Linked DNA regions of Homo sapiens: region 1 is linked to region 2. A link is a contact called in ENCODE Hi-C data. All regions are on one chromosome and are shown on one strand. Each heading gives the region's core, a stretch centred on a gene start or an enhancer-like site at or near the end of the contact. The rest is flanking DNA. Distances are from core to core; before and after follow the strand shown. Region 1 overlaps SV2C (synaptic vesicle glycoprotein 2C). Region 2 holds the start of NSA2 (NSA2 ribosome biogenesis factor).

Evidence for each region. Hi-C counts contacts between places; a loop is a spot of excess contacts on that map. Pooled maps may share reads with other maps.
Region 1: a pooled map shows a loop between it and region 2 (2.5-fold over the local background). The contact joins the enhancer-like site here to the promoter of NSA2 in region 2. A Hi-C loop is called at or near these places in 2 of 50 pooled maps.

The regions. Positions count from the first base shown.
Region 1 is chr5:76,323,968-76,326,667 of GRCh38, reverse strand. It overlaps SV2C (synaptic vesicle glycoprotein 2C), which reads right to left. Exons shown (of 13, transcript NM_014979.4): 13 at 1-1,304. The coding sequence ends at 1,121. Among named protein-coding and RNA genes, the nearest start is that of SV2C-AS2, 14 kb to the right of the region's middle. RefSeq lists an enhancer at 737-1,236. Within about 2 kb of position 1,272, at least 5 of the 41 ENCODE cell types and tissues checked have a DNase peak (open chromatin) inside an H3K27ac peak, as active enhancers do.
Region 2 is chr5:74,765,915-74,768,614 of GRCh38, reverse strand. NSA2 (NSA2 ribosome biogenesis factor) reads right to left here and starts at 1,366. Exons shown (of 6, transcript NM_014886.6): 1 at 1,252-1,366. The coding sequence starts at 1,254. It overlaps GFM2 (GTP dependent ribosome recycling factor mitochondrial 2), which reads left to right and starts at 1,498. Exons shown (of 21, transcript NM_032380.5): 1 at 1,498-1,677. RefSeq lists an enhancer at 1,346-1,785.

The DNA of each region.
Region 1 (2,700 bases), core at 23-2,522, 1.6 Mb before region 2:
CCAGCCCTGGGGAAGCTAGAGGGACAAACCCTCTTTGCTGATGCCAGCTGGGAAGCTGAATGTCAACTGCGGGCCAGGTGGGGTGGGGGTCCTGGCGGGCCAGTCCCACAGCAAAGAGGTACTGGAAAGAGGTACCATTTTGTATTTCCAAATGGCTCTGGGTGTGAATTTCTTCCTAATTTGCAATTTACAATTTAGCTATCCACTGGCAATCTCTAGACTAGAGACAGTGTGGGTAAGTGGCAGAATCAGGTAGGCAGACAGTTTTTAAGAAGCAGCTTTCTTTCCCTGAATCTGCTGTCTGGCAAGACCAAGGGCAGCTGAAGGAGTGGGAGTGGTAAATGGAGGCAGAAGCTCTCTCTCGGATCTCTGATTTTCAAACATTCTGAACCACATGCCACAGTCACAGATACTGTTACAGTTCTTTTTCCTCACACTTTTCAGAGGTTTAATTGGGCTTTCTGACAGAAATCTTGCTTATGCAGCACACTCAGATTTTTGCTGCTAATTGCAGAGCTTTTATTTTTCTTGTCAGCGGTCACCTTAATTGTCTTGCCCCAAAGAGCCCCACCCAGCCCTGTTTGGTGCCACATGGTTTTCTTTGAAAGGCTCTGCTATAACAGTGAGAATTACTGGGTGTCCTTTTCTAAGTAAACAGGAAATATCACTCTGTTAGAAAAAAAAAAAAAAAGAATCCCTCTTCTCAGCACAAATGCAATAATGTGCCGACTTATATTTCCTGTTAATGTTAAATTAGGAGCAGGATCTATTTCTTACACCAGCCCAGTCTTCTTAGCTTCTAAACTTTCAATGAGCAGAACCCCAGGGAAGCCTGGCTGCCTAGGGCATTTTAGAAATGCTTCCACTGATTTGCGGGAGGCAGTAGCATCACAGTTTGGAAAGATAACAATGCATTCAAACAAAACAAAACAAACAAACAACCTGTGCAAAATCACAAAGGGGCAAGATGATATGCTTCTAAATTTTAAGTCACAGCACGTGTTTATGTTCTGATACTTGATCACCTTTCTATATAGGAAAACTCTGAAGCCTTGAGTCAGGAAGGAGAATTGACCCAGGGCAGGAGGAAGAAACGCAGGAAGGATGGCTTTTTTTCCCATTACATCAGAACCTGGGTTCGTGTGTCAGGCAGGCACAGCCCAACGAGTCCTCCACACACGAGCACAGTAGAAGCCAGCAGGATGGGGATTGATTTGGTGATGCTGACCAGAGAGCCAAATATTAAGTTTCCCAGGACGGCTGCTGCCTTGCATAGCGCATTTAAGAAGCCAAAGCCTGTTGCCCTGCAAAGGAAAGAGACATGAACAAGGTTGAGAAAATGCCTCCCCATGATTCCAACTTTAGACCAAAAGATCCTAGATTTTCAATGATCTTCCCTCAGATTGTGTTGTATATCAGTGGAGCAAATCAATGCTTGTTAGCAAATCTGGGAGTAGAGAATCCTAGCTGTTGGTATTGTTCCTCCAGCCCTCTGTTGACTTTCTTACCATAGCTTCCATTGACTCTTACTCTGCCTGTAAGTCCCAATGTATTGTGAACAGAAAGAGAGAAAAAATTGTAGGGAGTACGAAACATCTCTAGTGGTTTAACGTTGTTGGAAGGAAGGGTCTTTTTCATTTTTATAGAGATTAGGTCTTGCTCGGTTGCCCAGGCTGGAGTGCAGTGGCATAGTAATAGTTCACTGCAGCCTCAAACTCCTGGGCTCAAGCAATCTTCCCACCTCAGCCTCCTGAGTAGCTAGGACTACAGGTGCACACCACCATACACAGCTAATTTTTATTTTTATTTTTGTAGAGATAGGGTCTTGCTATGTTGCCCAGGTGAGTACACTGGTACAATGATAACTCACTGCAGCCTCCACTTCGCAGGTTCAAGTGATCCTCCTACCTCAGCCTCCTGAGTTGCTACTTGGGACTACAAGTGTGTACTGCCATGCTCAGCTATTTTTTTTTTTTAAATATTTGTAGAGATGGGGGTGTCCTCCTGCGTTGCCCTGGCTGGTCTCAAACTCCTGGGCTTAAGCAATCCTCTTGTCTTGGCCTCCCAAAGTGCTGGGATTACAGGCATGAGCCACTATACCCTGCAGGAAGGGTCTCTTAAAACAAACTTTAATCCTCCTCTATCCAAACTCTTCTCTCAGGAACAAAACAGGCATAAAGCGCAGTTCATTAGAGAGAGGCAGGTCACCTCTGCTCAGTGTGGGAAAAGCTGGGTTACCTCCTCTTATCCCAGGCAAAGGGTGGAGAGGGTGATATAGAAAAATTGAGCAGTTTCTCATCTCTTTACAAGAGTGACTTGTTATTTTGTTTTGTAAATTCCCATAATTTCAGAAACATCTATGTTTAAATGGAAATTTAAATTTCATTCCAAAGTTAAAATGTATGGCAGGCTGAGCAGGGTGTCTTACACCTGTAATCCCAGCACTTTGGGAGGCTGAGGTTGGAGGATTTCTTGAACCTAGGAGTTTGAGACCAGCCTGGGCAACATAGCAAGACCCTGTCTCTATCAGATAAGTAAAGAGAAAAAAAACTGTTGTTAAGTGCAACAATATATTTACTTAGATTTGTTACTCCCTATTTTCTTTAATTAATTATGTTCATGCTAAGTGTTTTATTTTTTATTTATTTTGTATTTTACTTTCAGTTCCGAGATACATGTGCAGAACGTGCAGGTTTGTTA
Region 2 (2,700 bases), core at 117-2,616:
TTTAAAAAATTTAAGTCAGTTTTATTGAAGCATAATTTACACACAGTAAAACCTGTCCTTTTTAGGTATACAGTTCTAAGTTTTTCCTAACTACACAGTTCTGTAACCACCACAATCAAAATACAAAGAATTTCCATTTCCCCCTAAAATTCCCTATGTAACTTTTAAGTCAATCCTCTTTCCCAACCCTCAGTTTGATACCTATCCCTACAGTTTTGCCTTTCCCAGAATGAAACAGGGATCAACAGTAGTACATAGCCTTTTGAATCTGGTTTCTTGCTTTTGGGATTCACCCAATTTGCTGCAGGTATAGGAACTTCAATCCTTTTTATTGTTGAGTAGTATGCTATTGTATGGATACACCACTGTTTACCCGCTGACCAGATGATAGGTATCAGGGTTGTTCCCAGTTTTGGGTGATTACGAATAAATCTGCAATAAACAACTGCATGCAAGTCTTCATGTGGACGTGTGTTTACTGCCAGACCGTTTTCCAAAAGTGCATTATTTTTCTTTTCACCAGCAATGTATGGGATGCTTTTTGCATTTTAGACACGTTTTAAACACGCGGCCAGGCGTGAGTCTATTCGTATTTTAAGGCTGCAAAAATAAAAATGATACAAAGCCAAGTCCAGCACAGAGAGCAATGTTAAGTAACAACCAACAAGGTGTGCTGCTACCAACTGCTATCACATAAACTTTGCAGCAATCACATGAAGGGTGTATGGAATGCCATTTTGCAAAGAAACGCAGATTATAGAGACGTAACACAAAGAGAAAGGACCTGGCAGTTAGATCTGGGCCGTTAAGCCCGGCTTCGCAATTCATTAGCTGTCTGGTCTTTGGCAAGGACGCCTTCAGTTTCCTCAGCAGTAAAATGAAGGGGGCGGGACTGACATCTAAGACTGTACAAGGGACAACCATATTCCCATTAGGCTCTGGGGCTGATAACCACGCTTGTGGTGAAATCAGGAATTTTTAGGACTCTTAGCGGTGGATCAAAAAGAAAAAAGAAAACAGGACAGAGTAAAATCTTGCTCCAAAGCTTGTGTTCTGGCAAATACCGTCTGTGTCTCGAATGTGAAGTTGTTTCCACTCCTCAGAGCCCACCCCACGGGTCTACCATCCTTTTCTCTTGGCAGTTCTCATTTCCGCCTACCACCGCTCACCCCCTACCCCAGCGCCCCAGAGTCCTCAGGTCCCACTAACTCAGACGCTGTGTGTCGCGAGCGTCCGAGGCATCCTCCTTACCATGGTGACGGCCGCAGAGCCGCCAGGAGCAGCCGCTGGAGTGCGAAAACGCTCTCAATTTTCGGGTCTCAAAGACCCACAAGCCCACACCACGCAGGCCGGGACAGGAAAGAGTCACCCTTTAAAACGGCCGAGTGAAGAGCAAGAACCACGCAGCGGTTCCGAGCCTCTGTTTTCCGCTTTTAGCTAGGAGGACGGAAGTTGCTGGCAGGCGGCATTTGGCCGGTACACCGCCGGAAGTGTGGAGGTGTGGCTGCCCGAGGCGGTAGAGCGGAGAAAGCCTATTTTCTTTTCGTTTAGATACATTGCCTTTTGCCTAGGCTGGCGTCGAGACTTGAGGCCGTTGCAGACTTTGGCGCGGCTCGCGCCTCCTGCTTCAAGAGCCCAGCGGTGAGAGCTGGCCTGCGGCACGCGGCCTAATGCCAGGTGAGTACTGCTCCGAGCTGTGAGACATCGCGCGCCTGTGACCCTGTCACAGCGCTGGGTACCGCTGACCTTTCAGGCTGCGACGGACACAGCCAGCCACGGAAGAGGACAACAGGGCCTCCGGACTCCCCTCGGTGTTCGCTCAGTATGGAAGTTTTTCTCTATCATTCGGCGAAGTCGACTCATCTTTGTTCCGGTCACTCTGTGTAATGTGTGCATGATTGTGAAGGATACTGAGGAATGAAAACTTAGTGTACAGAAAAATGGAACTACTGGGGCTTTGCAGCTGTTAGAAAAGAAGAAGATAACATTCTGGTTTTTTGGAGGTACAGGACTGATTCCAGAAATTTCTGAGGCATTTTGGTGCACCGAATCAAATGCTGAGTGGACTTGTATTTAGTGGCCCCCTAGTGTCAAGAAGTAATTAACTACCAGAAAGTACGTCTACTTAAATACACTATCAGGTTTACCCTTTTACTGCACAGTTGCAGAAGTTCCCTTAATTACTTCACAGCTTGCAGCGTGATTCAGTTGATGAACAAAAAGAACTGTACCAAAAGAATACTTTCATTAATTCTTAGTGCTTGTATTTGAGGCAGTATTTTGTTTTTGTTTTTGTTTTTATGGGTATTTTGAGACGGCATCTCGCCCAGTCGCCCAGGCTGGAGTGCAGGGGCACGAGCTCGGCTCACCGCAGCCTCGACCTCCCGGGATCAAGCGATCCTCCGACCTCAGCCTCAAAAGTAGCGAGCTACAGGCTCGCGCCACGAAGCCTGGCTGATTTTTGTAGTTTTTGTAGAGATGAGGTTTCACCGTGTTGCCCAGGCTGGTCTCGAACTCCCGGGTACGAGCGATCCACCCGCCTCGGCCTCCCAAAGTGTTGGGATTACAGGCTTGAGCCACAGCGCCCGGCTTTGAGGCAGTTTTTGTTTTGTTTTGAGACGGAGTTTCAATCTTGTCGCACAGGCTGGAGTGCAAATGCGCCATCTCGTCTCACTGCAACCTCTGCCTCCCGGGTTCAAG